3 separate regions of the Mus musculus genome follow, and regions 1 and 2 are each linked to region 3. The links are chromatin contacts, found by Hi-C or POLR2A ChIA-PET in ENCODE. All regions are on one chromosome and are shown on one strand. Each heading gives the region's core, a stretch centred on a gene start or an enhancer-like site at or near the end of the contact. The rest is flanking DNA. Distances are from core to core; before and after follow the strand shown.

Region 1 (3,647 bases), core at 256-2,755, 110 kb after region 3:
ATGGCTCTGGAGAGTCATTACTTCTCAGACAGCGGCCTTTGAAGGATGCCTTTCCCCTAAAATGTCACTGACTGAATGCGAGGGTTAGGGGTGGGGCCTGATCTTTGAAAAACAGAAAAAGATCTTTAAATAGAACAAAACCAAAACCCAACAACTTTGTGTGTGTAAATGTGGGTGGGTGGATGCATGTGGGCCACGGTGCCCATATGAAAGTCACAGGACAACCCTGGGTGTCTATTCTCACGGTCCACCTTGAAACGGGGGTCGCTGATGCACAGCAGACTGGCAGGCCCTGAACTTCTGGGGCTTCCTAGCTCTGCCTCCCGTCTTGCCAGAGGAACGCTGGGCTTCCAACCTCCCAGGGCTGCTCTCCTGTGGGCCTAGGGATCTAAACTCAGGTCTGCATACTTCCTGGCAAGCCCTGCACCTACTTAGTAATCTCAGTCAGAAAGACCTTAATCAGGCAGCCCAGGGAGTGGCAGCACTTCCGGCCCAGTAGCCAGAATGAGCCCATTCCTCAGCTCATTTCCATTTGAAGAGTCATCCCCGGTGCTCCGGGTCGCTCCCGAGATGGGCTAGAATTTACTCAAGGGTCCTGGCCCAGCAGGAGATTCCTTAATGAGCTTCCCCCACCAACTCCATCAAGAAACCAAAAGTGGCCCTGGTTTCTTTCAACTGGGAGCAGGGTGGAGGCAGGCAGCTGGACTGTCCTTGAGGCTCAGAAATGACTTCAGAGCAGGCGTGGCTTTTGATTCACACAAACACACCAGCTCCACACAAGACTTCAGTCAACTCTGTAGTGAAGGGTGGAACCAGGCAGGCATCACTGACCTGAGGACAGCCAGAAGTGCCCATTAACCTGAAGGCCCCTCAGGCTGCAGGAGGAAGCAGATGGGTTCTCAAATTATTTCTCACTGATATCCTGTAAGAGTATTACTGAGCTAATCTATCTATCTATCAATCAACCTATCTATCTATCTATGAATGAATGAGGCACTTTCTCATTCAGAGAGGCACAGCACTGAGGTAAGATTCCTTATAATTAGCTAGTTTTGCCGTGTCTGTCACCCTCATAGAACTTGCACAGAGGCCCACTACATAGTAAAAAATCACACAGATGTGTGCACATGCACATAACTGCTCATTTAACTCCTTTCCTTCCTGACAGGCTCTAAGAGCCAATTTATGAAAGAAGATGGAGGTAATTTTCCACACCACAAATCAAATGTGATGTCAGAGCCTCAGGCAAATCCTGTATCCTTAACTATAGGACCATGAAACCAATGTAAGCTGCCCTTAAAGAGAGTTTTCAGTTTTATTTAAAAGGTTTATTATTTATTGGTGTGCATGTGCATGCATACGTAAGCTGGGAAAGCAGCTTGGTACTTGCCTAGCATTCCTGAGGCCTCTAGCAACATGCACACAGGAGCATGTGTGAGACACATACATGAACTCCCTCTTTCTAACATAACAGAGTACTACAGGGCCTGACTGTACTGGGGCATGGCTGGGACACCCAGAGCAGCACTTCCTGCATAGCTAAGAGCTGGTGTGACAGGGCTGCAGGCAGAGGACTTCTGACTACAGCACATACCATTCTCAGGGCCCATCCCCATCAGAAGTGAAAGTGAATCAGGAAGAATGAAAACACTAACTTTAAAAAAGCTCAATGGAGAGTCCTGCTTGATGTGTGCTGGGTTGGTTCCTTCCCCAGAGGTGAGAACAGAGAGAGGGCAGCTGAGCAATGTAAGGAGAAGACTGTGTGCTCTGGGAAGGGCATCAACAAAGGCGAAGTCTCTGAATAAATATCCTGGCTATTTTCAATTGCACTTAAAACAAAGAATTAATTATAGGCAGATCCAGGCAGATAAGAAAGCCTCTTTGGAGGAAAAACATGCTCTTGAGGAAAAGACAGCAGCAAAAACATCCACTCTGTAGTTTTGTTTATTTGTTTTAGCTGAAAAACAATTCAATATTCCTTAGGAAATTCTATTCTTTGAAATCATGTGCTCAAAATACCAGGCATAATGAGAATGTTACTATTTTTATTATCTAACGTTCTTAAAAGCTTCTAGAGTTTCTTACAGAGCAACAGCAGACCAAACCTATATCAGGTCTGGAAACGTTTTCACTCATCTCTGCAGTTGTCTTGTCTCCAGGAGAAACTGAAGACCTGACCCTTGCTGACAGAGGAGGCACACATCTGTATTCCCACCACAGATGCCCTTAAAAGTTGCTGTCAAAGACGTTCACTTACAGGCCACGTCAGCTTCTATTCTAGGAAGGCCGAGAGGAAGCTTAGCTCTTACTCAATTTGACTTTTGTTTTATGAAATAGTTTTTTATCTTCCATTGTGGCTTCTTTATCTTAAGTTTGGCTCATGGGGTCCTGGGACAAGGCGGTAGGGTCTAATGGGCAGAGTCTGGAAATGTGAGGTTATGAGAAACTCCTTGTGAGGGCTTTACAGGAGTCGGACCTTTAACACCAAGAAGGATTTCAGCTCTTTTTAAACCTTTATTTTATAAACCTATTGGCAAATGTAGGAAACATGGCCACTGAAAGACCAGGGGGCTAGGGCTGGAGCTCAAGGGTGGAGTCCACGCCTAGTGTGCACAAGGCCTCTGGTTCTATCCACAGCATCACAAAAACAAACCCACCAGGCTGGGAGCCAGTGCTAAGTAAGTTCAATCTAACAGACTTTACAAACTCTGGCATCTTAACCACCGAGACCAAGATGACACAGAGCGGAGTGGTTTGTTTTCTAAAAGATCCCCATTTAGGGATGAGCTCCCCAAAGGGGCGGCCATTAGAGCCACCTGTGGTTAATTAAGCTGATTTAATTAAAGTGAAAAATTCAGCCATGCTTCAAGTGTGTGGCAGCTGCATGCAGCTTGGGCATGGCACAGATGCGACCAGGCGTGTGCCCCTATGAGGGAGGAGAAAGGAGACCTTTGTGTCCTGAGTCCAGAAGGTAGATACAGCCAATGCACTGTCCTCATAAAAATGTCCCCTTTGATATGACAGGAATTTGTTGGGGAAGAGCAGCGGGGAGGGGCCTGGGAGGGAAAACTGCAGCTGCGATGTAATATATGAGAGAAGAATAAATTAATTAAAAAGTGACAGAAACTTGAGCGAATTTAAAGCAATCGTCTTTCCCCCTCAACTGAAATGTAGAGCAAACACTAATCATGCTGGTAAGTTCTGAGTACTCTGAGGGATCAGGGTCCCTGTGGTGCAGATGTGAAAGGAACTTTAGGACTCCTTCCTTCCCCATGACCACACAGCAGGGCCCTGACCTCAGCCTCCTGCATCCTCCCAGCAGGTAAACTCTGGGGCCTGCCTCATGACTAACCGGATGGAGACAGACACAAGCTGCATGGCCACCAGAGCCCACACACCTGTACTAAAAGAACCACACGAAAGTAAAACGTCAAGGTTTGAAACTCACCTATGACTCTCAGCAGTTCTTGCTGAGGATGCAGAGGTTGGACAGACCTAGTGGTGTCACCTTAAGGCTGAGTGCCACGACCATCTGTCTGCAGCAGACAGACAGACCACTCCCACACCTATGCCTGTCCCTTCCTACCACCTATGTGCAGATGCCCTGTCCCTGTTGGACACCTCTGAGGCTTCAGTGTGAGAACAGC
Region 2 (3,533 bases), core at 551-3,050, 64 kb before region 3:
TGATACAGTCTCTGTATTTTCCTTGTCAAGGCATCCAGCTGCCCGTGTACTAAGGTAGGCTATACTCCAGCCTGGCGTCTGGCTGTCTAGTTTAGGATAAAATTGCTCTCCATTGAGAGCTAGCTACAGACATTCTGAAGGCTTAGCTATAAAGAAGAACCTTACCCACCCTAGAGAATGCCGGAGAGGGAATGAATTGTAAGACTTTAAATTGTTTCCTGCTGCAGAATCTCAGGGATATTTATGTGGAAGACTTAATCCAATGAATGGGCTTGACTTGGAAGGCCACACAGATGTGACCTTGAAATGGAGGTTGTCTTAGGGTTTTACTGCTGTGAACAGTCACCATGACCAAGGCAAGTCTTATAAGGACAACATTTAACTGGGGCTGGCTTACAGGACCAGAGGTTCAGTCCATTATCATCAAAGTGGGAGCAGGGCAGCATCCAGGCAGGCATGGTGCAAGAGGAGCTGAGAGTTCTACATCTTCATCTGAAGGCTGCTAGCAGAATACTGGCTTCCAGGCAGCTAGGATGAGGGTCTTAAAGCCCACACCCACAGTGACACATCTACTCCAACAGGGCCACACCTTCTAATTCCCCTGAGCCAAGCATATACAAACCATCACAGATGTCAATGGTTTCAAGGCAAGGGAACGATTCCACCCAACCATAGTTCCTACATATGATGATGACCAGCAGTTAACTGGCACTGAGAATGTATGTTAAATAGCTCTAGGGTAGCACTGGCCTAATGGCTTGGGGTTTAGGGGTGAGCAAAACAACCCAAAACCTCTGCTTTCTTGGATTACCTATCTTCCCCCAAACAGCCCATGTCCTAAGTGAGGTACTGACATGGTTAGGAGTGACACCCTGAGAAGTAAATAGACTGCAAAGAGAATCTGGGGATGCTGGGAGAGAGTGCAGAGGCGTTTTGAATAGGGCAGTCTCAGTAGGTCTTGGAGACAGAGGAACAGTTAGTTAAAGTCATAGAGGAGGTGAGGGGCAAGCCGTGCAGATACGATAGGGGGAGCCATAGAGGAGACCAGCCTGGGCTGAGTGGGTTGAGGCCCAGGCTAGACTGCAGACAGATGTAGGCAGGAAGAGGCTCTGTCAGAGGTCAGAGAGCAGGGTGAAGGAGACTGGGCAGCGAGGGAGACAGGAGGCCATATGAGGCAGAACTCCAGGTTTCAGGAGTTCTGTTTGTACTCTGAGAAGAACCAGGGGCTGTTGGGATGCTCTGAGCAGAAGCAAAACGTGGTTTGAATTATGTTCTAAAGCATGCCTGTTGAATCCGGTTCAGACAGGAGGGCAGAGGATGAAGGGAGCCTGGTCGGGAGCTACTGTCAACAAAGCATAGGCCAAGCACACAAAGGCATTCACATACAGATGTGTTACATATGGGCAAACACATGTGTGCCCTCCAGTACAGGCACATATACCTGTAAAAATATGCATACCTACTGACACTTGTATACACATACATGCACAAAATAAACGTTTGGGCTTGATGTTTGGAGTTGTGAGCAGGGATGGAGAAACCCTCTCCCTACATAAAGGGTTAGAAACCAAGCTACCCAATCTTGAATGCCAGGGCAAGCTTCTGTAAAAGCCAGCCAACAAAGACGTGGCTGTGCACCGTTCTATGAGCCCCACGATCTTGCTGAGCTCTTGGCAGGGATGGAGAAGGGTCAAAGGACACAGACAGGCTGGGTGGCCTGAGAAGTCAGGGGAGACCCTCAGGAATAAAAGGGCTCTCTGAAGCGCCAGGAACCGCATGGCTGTTACTGTAGTCAGCGCAGTTGCTGTTAAAATAAGGACTAGTGGTTTCTATGACAGGGCGCAGAGAGTGTTTCCTCTCCTGTCTCCAGTTGCCTGGATACCTCCCATCCATGCTGGCCATGCAGATGACTGACCAGCCGCAGGCCTTCCCACCCTGGCCTTGTATCCCTTGCTACCCTTTGCCAAGCCCTCTCGTTGCTTTCTGGTCTCATTTCTTCACTGTTTAGCTTGGGTCAGTACGATTCCTTCACAAGCTCTGGTCCCAATTCTCCAGCCTTATTCTCAGTCACCTTATCATGGAGTGGGAAGGACATTTATAAATAACACGCTGGCATCACCCAAAGTGCCCCAACAAACAAAGAAGTCCCCCTTCAGACATCTACATCTGGGTCCCACATGGGCTGAAATAGCAAAGCCCAAGTTCAAGTCCGGGCACAAGAAATGTGATACTGGGGTTGGGGGCGAGGGATGTGGCCCCAGGGCCAGCTAGACTATTACCTCACACCAGTGACTCAGAGTATCGGAGCCAGAGGAGGGAGTCCTCTCCCGATGGGAGAGTAGCAGGCTGGAGCCTCCAGCAACTGCTGTTGGAACCCTTCTATCTCCCTGCAGGGCTCAGATGTGAGCATTCCTGCATCTCTGAGGAGGAGAGTGAATGTTGCCTTTGGCCTTCTGTGATTACCAACTATTCCTGGAGTTGGTGGTAATCCCGGGGCAGTGAAGGAGGAGGAAGATGAGAAAGGGAAGCAGAAGTAAGTTCTCTGAGGACCTTGTGGAGACATTGGCTTGATCTTCTTTTGGCCATCTAAGCAATCCCCGCCCCACCCCCCTAGCTGTGAGTCACTGACTGCTGCAGAGCATCATGGGAAAGGAGCTTGAATCCCCGAGGGACAGGGGTGTGAGAAAGGCAAGCCTACAGGATGAGCTCCACACCATGTGAGCTGTGCTGATGAAGAGCGGAGTAATTCCAAATCCTCAAGGACTCCTGGCTTGACTGTGGGGCCTCAGAAAGGCTGGAACTCGGCCCCCGGGCTTCTCCCTGACCCAGCACACGACACTGAACACGGGAGGACACCAAGGAGATAGTCAGTTGTTGATAAAGAGGTACTAGGAAGCTGAACTCGGCCCTGAGAGGTCGGGCAGGCGGTGACAGCTATGGGGGCTGAGGGAGTGGAGTGTGTAGGGCCTGGATTGTATGCTTATCCTGTTTTCCTCGGGAAAGGGGGAGAGCTCTGCCCAGAATACTTTGCGGAGGGAAGACACAGAAGCTCCGGAAGGTGAATAGAGAAATTAGAGTTCTTTTGTTGGAGAAGCAAGCCTCACCTCACCTTTTGCTACAATCTTGACATTCATGCAGTGTAGTCCAGGACTTCCCTTTCCTTGGGCATCAGTGAAGAAGTTTCCAGGTTAATGCATGAGTTCCAAGATTCACGTTCTCTTAGAAAAGCAAGCTCTGGTCTCCTTTCCTCCTCTTCTCTTCTCTTCTCTTCTCTTCTCTTCTCTTCTCTTTTCTTCTCTCTCTTCTCTTCTCTTCTCCTCCCCTCCTCCTCCTCTTCTTCCTCTCTCTCTCTCTCTCTCTCCCCCCCCTCTCTCTCTCTTTCCCTTTCAGAATTCCTGGTGGGTTCCCTCTGTAGACTCAGCTAGGTGGAAGATCCCCAGAAGTACTCCCCACACGGGACATGGAGGACCCTTCTGAATCTTTTTTGTGTTTCTCATGCTGGATTTGTTTCCTATTACTCCAGGAAAAGAATT
Region 3 (3,513 bases), core at 431-2,930:
CCCTCTTCCATCCTTCTCTTCCTTACATTGCTCTCCTTCCTCCTCCCCCAACCTCCTTTCTTTAACCATCCTGGCTACCCAAGATCCAGTGTCCAGGGTTTGCCTCAGCACCTGAGTTGCTCCTGTATCCCAGCGCTTCCGGTCTCCTACACCCAGCACTATTGTTGGCTGTGCCCCATCCTTCCCTCCAGGGTACGAAGATGCTTCCCATCCTCCGGTTGAACTCGAGTCAGACACCTGCTCACACACACTGTGAAGACCACTGGAGAACACCTTCCTTCGCCCTAGGCCCTGGTGGGAACAGGGCTCTGAGCTCCCATAATGCCCCGGGGGGGTGGGGGTAGGACAGGGCTCTGATCCCCCACAATGCCCTGGTGGGAACAAGGCTCTGTGCTCCCACAATGTCTTGTTGGGAGGAGGATATAGGGCTCTGAGCTCCCACAGTGCTGGGGGTGGGGGGTGGGGTGGGAGGGGAACGGGGCTGTGGGCTCTCACAAGGAGAAGATGCTTCAGTCCCATAGCTGCTTTTGGAGTCTGGCCACACCCTTAAGAGGTCAGCTGAGTTCTGCCCTAGCCCTGCTAGCCTCGCTAAGGCACGGGCAACCACCCCCACTCCCTCTGTTTATATGGATGTTGTGCGTTGGAGGAACGGGTGCTGTGCTACTTATGATTGAGGGACTTCCTTCTGCCTCCGTCAGCTTTAGAGACACTTTTTTCTTTCTGGTCCACAGGCCTAGGGCTTGTGTTTGTTTCTGACTGTCTTATAAGTACTTTTCACGTTTAAAATGTTCAGTGAGGGTAGGAGCCGGAGAGGGGCCATAGTGAGAGCTCACTTCAACATCAGAGACCCAGTTGTCTTAGAACTTTTCAAGACTGACACATACTCTGGGACCATGGAAAGTTGGCTCATTCCTGCTCATGGGATTAGGATGAGGATGGGGGCCTCGGAAAGCAACTAGAGAGAGGAAGGAAGAACAGGACCATCCACGGGAGGTCACCAAGGCTACAGGCACTGAGGTGGAGCCTTCCCTTGTTCGGATTCTTATGTCCTGAGTGAGTTTTGCAGTGCTCCCTGGTAACCACCTCCTCGGGAGCACTTCATGCTGTAACATATGTGTATATGTAAGATCTGCAGAACATAGACCATTTCCTATGCGGTTGATAACATGGCTAATATCTCACTGTCTGTCTTCACTGTAAGATCAAATGCAAACGGGGAGGGGGGTGAGGGAAGGGCTTGGGTAAGGGGGAGGGGTGGGACACTTTTCTGTTCCCAGCAACAGTGTTGGAACTCCTACAGAATGTGAGCCTGCTCCTGAGGTTAACAACCTTGTCTCCTGGTTGCTGGGTCACGCGGTGTTTCCTCTTAACCAGAGTGCAAGTGTTTGGAGCTCATCATTCAAAGCAAAGTTAATCCCCGAGGACAGGAGCCTGGCTGAGAGCCCAGAGCCTGTTGATTGGAGCTCCGGAATGCTGGGTAGGAGGGCCAGTCTAGAGGGAGGAGCTGCTCATTCAGTGTGGTCTTCACACACTTCTGCATCTAGTTTTGATGACACCAGGTGAAGAACCCGAGAAGATAGAAGCTGGGAGTGGGGGTGGGGGGCAAGTCTCCCCTCTCCCCAAGGTGTGTCCACCTAGGACCTCAGAGGCCACTCCACTTGGAAAAAGGTTCTTTATAGATACTGTCAGTCAACACCAAGTCATGATGAGTTAAGCTGGACCCAAGCCAGAGGTCAGTGTCCTCATAAAGAAAGAGCACTCGGAGACAGAAGACTGGGAACAGGGGCAAGAGGCTGAGTGTCCATGGAGACAGCAGTTGCCCAGGAACAGCACAGGGCTGCTGGCCATCTCTGGGGGCTGAGAAATGAGGAGGAAGGGAACTGAGCCTGCTGGTGCTCTGAGGTGTGGCTGCTTTCTCTTCATAGAGAATTTCTTTCTGATTAGCGTGGTCACTTTGCTTCCTGCAAAGCTTCCTTGCTACTTTTCGATCTGCTCAAGGTTTTATTTCATTCTCAAACAAGAGGCCAACTACCTAGAAACACCCGGTACAAACTGACCAGGTGTCCTTTCAAAATGAAAAAAAAGAAAGAAAGAAAGAAAGAAAGAAAGAAAGAAAGACCTATCAATATTCCAAATTGAAGCACAATTTATACACACTAGATAACAGAAACATCCAAATCTTAAGTGAGGTTTTTGTTGTTATTGTTGTTGTTATTGTTATTGTTTTCTTTTTGTTTGTTTGTTTGTTTTCTGTTCTGGGCCTAGGACCCAGTGTGTCTACACCCACCTTCAGTAAACACTCCACCACTGAGCTACATCTTCAGACCTCTTTTTACTCCTTTTCAGAGAGAGAATCTCATTCGCTCACCCAGGTTTGCCTAGAGCTCACTATGTGGTGGATCCAAAATGGCACCTGACCTAACACTACTCCCTAAAATTCCCCAGCTCTCCAGCAAACCACTTTCTTCTGGTTCGTAAAGGTTTTACAGCCTTTCAAACATATTGCCACCATCTGGGGACCAAGTGTTCAAAGGCACAAGCCTTTAGGGGACACTTTACACTCAAAGCATAACACCTGTATATTTCTGTTCAAGTCAGAGCCTGTGTCCACCAGGGCTTACAGTGAAGGACACGAGACTAGCGCTCATCGTGGAAGCTGTGGAATGACAGGGAAATGTGTTCTCTATGACCACTGTCTGCTGCAGTGGAAAGAGGTTAGAGTGAAGACAGGTAGGGGAAGAGAGATACCTCAGGGAGAACCTGGCAGAGCATTTGTGCTCAGTGCTGTCTCTGTACCACTTTGAGGCCCAGCCTCATCCCACACAGGTGGAGGTCATTGCAGGACCTAATGTATCTAACACCTTGCCCTGCTTGCAGATCCTGCAAACAGAAAGGAGTTGGGACGGCCCTACCAGGCTTCTGGGAGATTCTAGCCTGGGTCCACTTCTGCATCTGCACTTTTAAGAAAACAAGGGTTGTTTTGTTTTGTTTTGTTTTGTTTTGTTTTGTTTTGTTTTTACTGCAGCTCAGTAACAACCAGGAGGTCTTGATCCTGCTTCTGCAATTTGCACTTGAGTTCTGTCTGTAAAATGGGATAATCTAACCTGTGAGCACTGGATACACCGCTGCCAGGACGCTCTGTGGTCAAAGGGGAGCCATGTGAGAAAGCATGAGACGAGATTAAGTTGTGTGACAGTTTCTACTCAGTCATTTTGGTGATGAGTCTAGCTGCAGATACCATCCAGGATTGTTGGCCAGCACAATAGGACAAAGCCTATGTCCTCCTGGGTTTGACAAAGTTGAATCCACAAAGCTGAACATCTGGGCACACAGTGGCTTGTGTCTGGGGGAAGGGTCTCTGTTGGCTTCTCATGGCTGTGTGCTGCTATGTCTGGCAGAGACAACCTGGTAGTCGTGTATGGCGAATACACTGGACGAAAGACAACCATGCAGAGAGCTGCTGTGGCAGCAGGGGAATGTCAGGAGGAGGCATGGCAGCGAGTGGCTTACTGC

What was found. Hi-C counts contacts between places; a loop is a spot of excess contacts on that map. ChIA-PET counts read pairs that join two places held with the same protein, here RNA polymerase II (POLR2A).
Region 1: a loop to region 3 is called in a map of Patski, with 2.3 times the contacts of the local background. The contact joins two enhancer-like sites. A Hi-C loop is called at or near these places in 1 of 37 maps with a recorded cell type or tissue (Patski). POLR2A ChIA-PET finds 5 or more read pairs at or near these places in 1 of 5 experiments (Patski).
Region 2: a loop to region 3 is called in a map of left cerebral cortex, with 1.9 times the contacts of the local background. The contact joins two enhancer-like sites. A Hi-C loop is called at or near these places in 1 of 37 maps with a recorded cell type or tissue (left cerebral cortex). POLR2A ChIA-PET finds 5 or more read pairs at or near these places in 1 of 5 experiments (embryonic stem cell).

Annotation. Positions count from the first base shown.
Region 1 is chr8:125,460,151-125,463,797 of GRCm38, forward strand. The region is part of intron 10 of Sipa1l2 (signal-induced proliferation-associated 1 like 2); the gene reads right to left. Among named protein-coding and RNA genes, the nearest start is that of 4930566D17Rik, 60 kb to the right of the region's middle. Within about 2 kb of position 1,506, at least 1 of the 3 ENCODE cell types and tissues checked has a DNase peak (open chromatin) inside an H3K27ac peak, as active enhancers do.
Region 2 is chr8:125,283,816-125,287,348 of GRCm38, forward strand. No RefSeq gene overlaps it. Among named protein-coding and RNA genes, the nearest start is that of Gm30713, 100 kb to the right of the region's middle. Within about 2 kb of position 1,801, at least 1 of the 3 ENCODE cell types and tissues checked has a DNase peak (open chromatin) inside an H3K27ac peak, as active enhancers do.
Region 3 is chr8:125,348,096-125,351,608 of GRCm38, forward strand. No RefSeq gene overlaps it. Among named protein-coding and RNA genes, the nearest start is that of Gm30713, 36 kb to the right of the region's middle. Within about 2 kb of position 1,681, at least 1 of the 3 ENCODE cell types and tissues checked has a DNase peak (open chromatin) inside an H3K27ac peak, as active enhancers do.